2 separate regions of the Homo sapiens genome follow, and region 2 is linked to region 1. Evidence: chromatin contacts called from ENCODE Hi-C or POLR2A ChIA-PET data. All regions are on one chromosome and are shown on one strand. Each heading gives the region's core, a stretch centred on a gene start or an enhancer-like site at or near the end of the contact. The rest is flanking DNA. Distances are from core to core; before and after follow the strand shown.

Region 1 (4,916 bases), core at 1,018-3,517:
ACAGCAATGTGTTAGGAGACGCCTCCGAAGAGCCTCCTCCTCCTCAGCTGGCAAGAAACGCAGACTCTCGGCAGTGCCATTCTTGCAGCAGAAAGGCCCTGTGTGACTCCAGCACTCGGAGCAGCCGCCTTATCTGGGGTGATTTCCCATCTGCCTCCCTGGGCCCAGGATTTCCTTCCTGCACAGAACTTATCTTGTCGGGAAGCAGAGCTGTGCGCTAGAGGCAGGCCCAGCAAATGGAATGCTCGTTCGGTCTTGTGTTCTTAATGACCCATAACAGAGTCCTCAGAGGTGAAAAACAAAACCCTCCACCCCCTTAACCATTTCTGTGCCCATCCTGGTCTGGGAGATTTCTTAATCCTGCTGCGCCGTCACACGGACTCCTCTCTGGATTTTATCCTGCGGCCGCCGGGTCCAACTCAGCCGCACCGGGACTGGGGTGGGGAGGCGGAGCCCTGCAAGGGCTTGAAGTAGGGACTGCAAACCCCTGAAAGAGTGGGCAAAATTCTGGGTAGATGCATTTTTCCGAGGGGAGAGTTCTTAAAGGGATCTGAGACAGTCCCAAAGGTTAAGAACCACCTGCCATCCCTTTGACCTTGTTGAAGTTTGATCTCGGAGCCTAGCTTCATTATCAGAAAGAACGAGAATACCCCAAAGCAGTCGTTGTGATTAAAATAGTGAGATAATGCTTTAATATTTGTAAACTGTACAGGCTTCTTCAAAGATAAATTATTAATGATGCCAAAGATGGCTGTGTGGTTGTGCGTGTGTGCACGTGTGAATGCACGTATTTGTGAGGTGATAGTGCAGGGGAAGTGTCGGGGGAGTCACTGGGATTATATTATTTGTCCTGAGACCTCCCCCACCCTCCGCCCCTGACCATTTCTCTCTTCCTCAGGACCAAGTGGGGTTGATCTGGAATATTGCCCCTCGGTTTTGAGAATCACCAAGGCTGGGTGGGAGAGATGGGCAGCAAGGTCTTCCTGCTGAAGCCCGTCTGGTCCTCAGGAGACCCATGGCCCCCTTGGGCACACAGTAGCCATCTGCACGGAGTAGGTGGCTACCACATCTTTGTGGAATAATGGAATCAATGACTGGATAGCTCAGTGGTCTTGGGCCAGGCCCACATCCCTTCTGTACTTGCAAGTGGAAAAGGACTCTGGACCCTTTCCAACTGCAATGTGTCTGTCTCTGGTGGTGGAGGCCCTTCGGTATCTTTTTTGATTCCATGTCTACCTTCTAGGAGCTCAAAGACTGAAATAACCAGAATCCAGGGTGTCAAGCATCCCCATAGAGATGGGGACTGATGTGGTATAGTTCATTCCCCTCATCCACACACTAAGAAGCTACAACAGAGAAAAGCTTGACTGAGGTCATGAGACCAGGGTTCAGAGTTCCCCTCACTGATACCCCCTTACCCCCACACAAAAGGACAGTGGCAGCCATGCAAGGGCACTGCCCAGACCTCCCTTCAGCGGAAAAGTTTCTGGAAGAAGTGTCATGGTTTGCTAGCCTCTGGCTGTGGCACCTTCGGGATCTGCTGCAGCATTCTTGCTGAGGCCACCCTCCCCAGGCTGTTCCCGCCCGATGACAGAGCATAGCAGGGGGACTAGAGCTGGGTCATTACTGCCTGACACAGGAAGTTTCTGATGGGCAGTCTGTGCTCTGGGGCTCCCCATCGGCCTGGCTGAGGCTTTCTCAGAGCTGCGCTGCCGGCTGAGGCTCTCCCTACCCACCCCTCCTTCCTTCCCCTCTCCTTCTGCAGGGGTCAGAGCTGCCTCCCGGTCTGAAGTCCCCCCCCCCCCTTTATCCTTCTTAAAAATCTCCCCCAATACATCTCTCACACTTACTCTCTCTTGGTGTCCTCTACCTGGAGGACTCAAATTGCCACAGGGACTAACACGTAGACTCCCATGCCCTCCGGTATTTTAGGCGGGACCCTTGTGTGTTCAGGAGCATGTAAAGAGCCAAGGGTGGAGCTAGGAGCCCTCAGCTACTCCTTTACCCCATTCCAGAAGGTTCCAGGCTCTACACACTCCCCTGTACCCATCTAGGGCTAGGTGGCCAGCTGTCACACTCTGGCAGTAATGCTGCTCATGACTTGTATTTATTCTTCAAGTTGCTCCTGGGTATATTAGGGCCCATCTCTGCCCAGGTCCCTTGCCAGCAAAAAGGCTGGTTCTTACTCACCAGCTTGCCCTGTTGCTCTGGGAAGTCAGTCCCACGGCCAGACCGCCCTCTTTTCACACGGCCACTCTGAGCACCAATGTGAGAGGCAAATGCCAGCCCTGCAAATCTGTACATGGAATCAGAGGCTCTCCAGACTCACGTCCAAAGGTGCATGGGCGGGGCGAGCCAGGAGACGGGGGAGCCCTGCTCAGTCACAGACACAGATGACATGAAATCAGATGGAGGATAAAAAGCATCACTGGAAAACAAAGGAACTGCTAGAGTCCGTGCCTGCTCGAGAAAAAGCAGTCATCAGCCCAAAGATGGATGAAGTGGAGGGCTGTTATTTTTAAGGTGGGGGCAGAGGTCATTAGCTTGAAGAATGTGTCATATTTGGCATCGGGAGGGTGGTTATGTGAGGCTGGAAAGCAAAGCCTGGTCCGCTCGCTCTCTGGCCAGGGAGATACTATTCCCTGGGGAAAAAGGACAGGCCCTCAACTAGCAGAGAGTGGCATGGAGGAATGTGTCCCCCAACCTTTCTAGAAGACAATAAATCTGTGAATTCTTCTCATTGGCAGGGCTGAAGGTTCATGGGACTGAGGCCAGCACCCAGTGGTGGCCTGGGCTGTAGAACTTCAGAAACAGCTAGTGCTACCCCTGTAGGCTAATTGTTTTTTCCAGAACCAAACTTTACTTGGCAGCACTAGGCTATAGCTCCATGGGCAGGGGTTTTGGGAACGGTGCCTTTGGTCATAGGGTATCAGGGTTATCTACAAACCCTCCTGTTTCTGGGAAACCAGCCTGAAGTCCTCATGCCCTCTGCAGCCAGAGGCCACTGGGCGCTGTGGTTCTGCCAGCTTTGGGGTGAGCAGAGGCAGAGACAATGGGGGAGAAACTCTATGAGGACAATGCCTGCCCAGCCTGAAACATCGCTAACAGATGGAAGGATGCAAACAGCAGCATGCCAAGCCTTCAGAGAGCTGGGAGCTCTGCCTGTGATTCAGGGAAGCTCTGATTCAGAGCTCTGAGCGCGTTGTCGCCCGGTGTCCTCAGGATGAAAGGCCTGCTTGGGGGGCTCCTCTAGTCCATCCCTCCCGGCTCCACCACCTCAAACTCTGCCTTCCAGCAGCAATTTCTTCCAGTTCTCCGGGCTTTGCGAGGCTTTTGCTGGGGCTGTACCCTCAAGCCTAAAACCCTCTGACTCCTAAAACTATCTGACTCCTACAACTATCTGACTCCTACTCATCCTTTCGCTTTCAGCTTAAGCTCCAGGAAGTATGGGCAACCCCCACAGTAAACAAAGCCAAACGTTTTCTTTATCTGGAGCCTTTACTATGCTAATGTACATTGTGAATCTTCCGGAGGTTGGTGGGTGGGGGGCAGTGGAGAGGCCGCCAATCTTTCCAGAAGTATTTGGCCCCAAGAGGCCTCCTACCCCCACGTCTATTAACCCTCTCCCAGAACGAGGTGAGGAGGAGGAGCTTGGGAAATGCTCCTCCAAGAGAAGCAGAGCGGAGGCAAAACCCCTCTTGTGGGGAGGTACAGTCCCTTCTGCCCTCCTGTACCCTGCGGATAAACTTACCCCCTGGAAGGAGAAACCAGAATAGCAGCCCAATCTCTTCTTAATGCAGCTGCAGGGTCAGATCCAAGTTTGGGGGCCTAAAAGTTACGTGAATTTTGGGGCCTTCTTGAAGAAAAACAGTGCAGAGGTACAAATGATAACTGCTAGGACCCTACCAGGGCCTTGGAAGGGGACTGTGCGAGTCAAGGCCCTGAACTTTAAGCTTTATTAGCCTCGAGGTAAAATCCACACCTGTGCAGAGGCTTAATTCTGGACATAGGTGTAGCTAAGACACATCCCTCTCCACATCACGTTTAGGTCAACTGGACGGTCTTGGATGGCCCTCCTTTGACTCTGGTATATCTCTGCCAGGCTCCGGCTGGCCTGCCTGCCTCTAGGCCCACAGCCAGCCTGTGGTTTGTTCTACTGGGCCAGCCATGCAGGTGAGTGGTCTCTGGCACATCCTCTTCAAGCCAGCAGACTGGTAGGGGCAGCACCATATTGGCCGGGCAGATCTATTTGCCCTCCCCTCACCCCATCCACTTTCTGTGCCCAGGAGGCTGATCCTTGATCCTTGGGGACTGGATCCCTTGGGCTGCCTTGACCACTGGCTTCTGGTTGGCTTGGCCAATGGGAGGCAGGTAGGAGGAGTCAGAGGTTGGGTATTTATTTCCACAGCTGGGCTGCCCTTTTGGTGGTGGCTGCGTTCCTCGTCCCATAGCAGCCCTCACCTACAGCTCTTTCCAGGTTCTGCTAACAGCCCCCACTCCTGGCTCCCTCAGTCCAGGGAGTGGTGGCAGCTTCCCATTGTTGCTAGTCCCAGGGTACTTCCCTATCCCTTGTGGTTTCTGTAATCTGCCCACAACTCTGTAAATAGTCCCTTTACAAACTCTTGTCAGTTAACCCTCTTGCTGAGTCTGCCATCCATTGCTACTGGGGCCCTGACTCACAGCACAAGTGGTACCCATGGGCAGTCCCTAAGTCATCCCACCAATCACAGACAAGATATCCTGAGTTCCCCACTGGTCAATTTGAATATGCAAATGTTAGGCATCTGTCCCTGGGGGTAAGCTTTCCACAGCAGTCTAGACCCTGGCGGTGGACTCCCTGATTCACCTATCTGCACTGTGGCACTTAGCACTAAACTGTGTGGGCTCCTCCTTCCTCAGTGTTCAGATTAGGTTAT
Region 2 (4,916 bases), core at 752-3,251, 52 kb before region 1:
AAAAAAAAAAAAAGAACAGAAGGAGAAAGAGGGAAAGAGGAGGGGGAAAAGCAAGAGAAGAATGAGAAAGTGGAGTAGGAAGAGAGAGGTAAAAGAAGAGGCTTCTAGGACAAAGGACTTTTTCATAATGTGGCCTTGAGCCAGCCTGGGCACCTTGACTAATCTGAAAGCCTTTGCTTTGGGGACCTTCCCTTGCCTGTTTATGTCCTGTAATTGCTCATTTATTCATCCATTCCATCCACAGGTACTTACTGTTTGGCCTCTACTTCCTTATATGTTAACTTAAGGTTTTCTTTGCATGTTTTTTCACTTTAACAAATAGATATTGGGATACAGCGTAACAAATACAAGTGAATCTACTGGCCAATGGAACAGCGTATTTGAGATCTGTAGTCCAGTGTGTTCACTGCTGCATTTTCCTTCCCTCCCTCCTTCCATCAGCCCACCCACTCTCACTTAGCAAGTTTTGGCTTGAGAGCTTGCTCCGTGCCGGGAATAGGACGTGGCAGTTCATGTGCTCAGTATCAGCTAGGATTAGCTTTGGCTGAGAGTAACCAAAAAACCCCACATGACATTGGTATGTCCAAGATAGCATTCACTTTATCCCTCGTGTTCAGAAGGTCCAGATTTAGGCAGTGCCAGGAAGCGCTGGCATTGTACAGGGTTAGGGACACCGGCTCCTTGTTGTCTGCCAGGTATGGCTTCTAACATGGTTGAAAACCATGTCTCAGCTACGTGCAGTGGCTCATACCTGTAATCCCAGCAGTTTGGGAGGCCAAGGTGGGAGGATCCTTTGAGCCCAGGGGTTCAAGACCAGCCTGGGCAACATTAGCGAGAGACTCCATCTCTAAAAAAAAATAAGCCAGGTGCGATGGCACATGCCTGTGGTCCAAGCTACTAGGGAGGCTGAGGTAGGAGGATCTTTTGAGCCCAGGAGGTCGAGGATACAGTGAACCATGGTCACACCACTGCATTCCGGCCTGGATGACAGAGCAGGATCCTGTCTCAAACAACAACAAATAAAATACCATATCTAGACTTTCTTTGACAGTCCTCCCAACCAGGTGGAGCCTAATTCTCCTCTGAATATGGACCAGACATTTCCAATGAATTGAATGAACCAGAGGTGATGCTGTGAGGCCAGGTTGGAAAAGGTGATATGGCTTTCACCTCTCTCTCTCTCTCACTCCTTCTCCCCCTCGCCCTCTCTCCCTCTCTCCCTCTCTCCCTCCCTCCCACATGTCTTTGAAGCACTGAGCTGCCATTTAAGAATTTGGCTACCCTGAAGCTGCCATGTTGGAGAGAGATGCCCAAGGTATCCCAGATATTCTATTCTGCACAATCCACTCCCCACCCCTGCCAGTCTTCACAGCCCAGCTGCCAGACACGTGACTCTGCCCCGACACACATTTCTGCCCCTTCTGGAGCCTGCTAAGCCCACCACCCCACTTGGAGACAGCCTTCTTTTTTTTTTTTTTTTTTTTTTTTGAGACGGAGTTTCATTCTCGCTCTGTTGCCCAGGCTGGAGTGCAGTGGCACGATCTCAGCTCACTGCAAGCTCCGCCTCCCAGGTTCACACCATTCTCCTGCCTCAGCCTCCCGACTAGCTGGGACTACAGGCGCCCGCCACCATGCCCGGCTAATTTTTTGTATTTTTAGTAGGGACGGGGTATCACCATGTTAGCCAGGATAGTCTCGATCTCCTGACCTCGTGATCCGCCCACCTTGGCCTCCCAAAGTGCTGGGATTACAGGCATGAGCCACCGCGCCCCTTCGGAGATAGCCTTCTTGAGGGTAGAGGTCTCCCTAGAGCCTGCAATGGGGCCCTCTGGGGTCCTGAGGACACCGACATGCCTGCTGCCTGGGTTGGCAGCTGCTCACCATCTTTGCACTATCTTCTTACTGACAGCCCCCAGGTGACTCAGAACGTGTGGTTGACGTGGAGCCACTCAATTTCCTGCCTCGCCTCTCCTCTGGCCTCCTGGCTTGCAACCAAGTCTTCCTATCTGGGGGGTTGAGGGTGCTGTGGCTTCACACTGGCTTTCTCAGCTCCTCCCTCTCCTGCAGGGACTAGGTTGGCGGATCAAGGGAGGAGGAACAGTGGCCCTCATCCCTTCCAGTGCAGTGGGAATGGCACTAGATTGGAGATCTAGGCTGTCATCCAGGCTCTGCCACTAACTGGCTCCTGAGACTTGGTAAATCCCTTTACCCCTGGTCACAGTTTTCTTATCTACAAAGCCTTCATAGATTGAGGCTTTGTAATGCTCTAGTACAGTCATGTGTCACTTAATGAAGGGGATATGTTCTGAAAAATGTTTGGTTAGGGGATTTCGTCATTGTATGAACATCATAGCATATATTTCTACGAGCCTATGTGGTATAGCTTACTACACACTTAGGCTACATGGTATAGCCTGTTGTTCCTAGGCTACAAACCTGTACAGCATGTACTGTACTGAATACTGCAGGTAATTGTTATACAGTGGTATTTGTGTATCTAAACATCTCTACACATAGAAAAGTTACAGTAAAAATACAGTATTATAATATTACGGGACCACTGTCGTATATACAATATGTTGTTGACTGGTACGTCATTATGTGGTGCATACTTGTATTTATTGAGTGTCCACACTATCCTGGGGTTAGGCTCTTTGGAGGATCCCAAAGAAATTATATCATTTAGTGATTTTTCCATTGTGAACCCAACCCAATTCAATATTAGCAAAAGGGGAAATTGATTGGTTTATGTTACTGAATGGTCCAGAGGTAACCTACTTCAGGTATGGCTTCATCTAGGGCTTAAATGATGCCACCAGCACCCATTATCTGCTCTGTTTCCTCTGGATGGGTTTCATGGTTACACACAGTAGTGGTTCCCTGCCCCCACCCCCCAACCCCATCCAGATTCCTGGAACTTCCAGCCCCCATTCCTGCCACCTGCCCACCCAATTGTAGCTGCTCTACTCTAGAACTCACATGCTGTACAACCAAACCCAGCCCAGAAGAGAGACCCTGTGTTCCAGCATTCCCATCAAGAATCCTGATATTCACTCTGATTGGACCAATTTGGTCATGTGTATCTTCCCTTTTGAATTAAGCCAATCTGGTTGATCCCTAGAGCTGGATGTGCAGCCAACTCCAACTCCCTAAACTGCCTGGCTGGGAGAGGGAGGAAATAGATACTGGCCACTTGTGTGTGTGTGTGTGTGTGTGTGTGCGTGTGTGTGTGTTAGGATGGGGGTGGCTTATTCTTAAAGATCTTACTCAGAAAGGAGGCTGAGGCAGGAGGATCACTTGAGCCCAGGAGGTCAAGGCTGCCATGAGGTGTGAATGTGTCATTATACTCCAGCCTGGTCAACAGAGAAAGACACTGTCTCGAAAAAAAAAAAAAAAAGCGAATTTATGATTTACACTCAGGATGCAGAAAGCATGACTTGAACGATCCTTCCTTGTGAAATTTGACAAAGGGAAAACTCCATGTGAGTTCAGGGGACAGGGAGGGCTTCTTGCAGAGGCAAGACTTGGATGCTGAGGAGAATTTAGGCAGAAAGAAGCCTGGGGTTGGGGTAGACGAGGACCTTTTTATGTGTGATCTGCAACCCTGCAGCTTCTCCCAGTCCCAGCACTATATCGATTGCAGTTTGAATAGGTTGTAATTGTGGAAGCAAAAACTTCAACAAAGGAATTTTCAGGGTATGCAATTCAGAACATATGTTGAAGTCCTAACCCCTCAGTGCCCCAGAATGTGACAGTATTTGGAAATGGGGTCTTTAAAGCGGTAATTAAGTTAAAATGAGGTCATATGGGTAAGCCCTAATCCAATATGGCTGGTGTCTTTATAAGAAGAGGAAATTAGGACACAGACACATACAGAGGGAAGACTGTGAAGATATACAGCCAGAAGACAGCCATCTACAAGCCAAAGAGAGAGGCCTCAGAAGGAACCAACCCTGCTGGCACCTTGATCTCAGACTTCCAGCCTCCAGAACTGTGAGAAGATAAAATTCCATTGTTTAAGCCCCCCAGTGCATGATACTTTGTTACAGGCAAAGCCCTGGGAAGCTGGTTTTCAAAAGTGACCATGAACCCCACCTTTCTTTGCCCTTTCCTGGGAGGCTGACTCTGCTCCTCACACAGACCGGCTATGCTCCCAGCAGGATGCCATGGTGAGGGGGTCTCTCCTACCCCCACCCCCGGTTATCCCATAGCTGACACCTTAACTGCAGGGGCTTCACCAGCAAAGCCCTCTTAGATACTGAAAAGTCATCTTCATCCTGAAGTTCCTTTTGGTCACTTGCTTCTCACTGTCTCTAAGAATTAAACCCTTGCCATCTCCTCACAGTGTATACTTTGGCAGAAGATGAAGCCAGATTCAGTTATTTTTCTTGAAATAGGAGATGGAATTTTCCCCAATGTAAAAAGAATGGTGCCCGATTCTTGTGGGAGGTGGACGGGGCTGGCGCTGGCACTGCAGGTCTTCCTTTCCCTCAGAAATAGCCCCACAATGGCCTCATTTTCTAAAACTTGCAACTCAGCAAGTACTTCAGCCTTTAGCAAGAAGAATCCACTCTGCTCAAGTTGAAAAGTGAGAGATCCATTTGTCAATGTAGGCAAGCAAGCACTCAAGTAGTGGAAATTGAAGAGTTCCCCCAGTGCCCGTCCACCGGCCTTGGGGTTCAGGCATATCACCTCGATGGATTCATGGTCAGAGACAGAGATGTACACGTGGGCTTTAGCTTCTCCTACACCTGATGGGGACGTTGAATAAAAAAGTGGGATATGGGGGTGCGGAAGGTAGATGGTGTTGGCAAGTAGCAAGTTTGGAGGGGGAGGGGAGGAGCCCTGGGAAGCCAGGGACAGTTGAAGGGACTGGGGACAGGCAGGAAAAGGCCTGGAGGGAAGGGAAGCATTTT

The links. A loop is a pair of places that touch in the nucleus more often than their neighbours do. ChIA-PET counts read pairs that join two places held with the same protein, here RNA polymerase II (POLR2A). Pooled maps may share reads with other maps.
Region 2: a loop to region 1 is called in a map of CD4-positive, alpha-beta memory T cell, with 3 times the contacts of the local background. The contact joins two enhancer-like sites. A Hi-C loop is called at or near these places in 4 of 168 maps with a recorded cell type or tissue (CD4-positive, alpha-beta T cell, CD4-positive, alpha-beta memory T cell, Right ventricle myocardium inferior and 1 more), 10 of 37 single-sample maps with no recorded cell type and 14 of 50 pooled maps. POLR2A ChIA-PET finds 5 or more read pairs at or near these places in 10 of 52 experiments (A673, HepG2, T-cell and 6 more).

The regions. Positions count from the first base shown.
Region 1 is chrX:39,815,607-39,820,522 of GRCh38, reverse strand. No RefSeq gene overlaps it. Among named protein-coding and RNA genes, the nearest start is that of MIR1587, 19 kb to the left of the region's middle. RefSeq lists enhancers at 2,009-2,926, 2,927-3,842. Within about 2 kb of position 2,267, at least 5 of the 41 ENCODE cell types and tissues checked have a DNase peak (open chromatin) inside an H3K27ac peak, as active enhancers do.
Region 2 is chrX:39,867,461-39,872,376 of GRCh38, reverse strand. No RefSeq gene overlaps it. Among named protein-coding and RNA genes, the nearest start is that of MIR1587, 32 kb to the right of the region's middle. Within about 2 kb of position 2,001, at least 2 of the 41 ENCODE cell types and tissues checked have a DNase peak (open chromatin) inside an H3K27ac peak, as active enhancers do.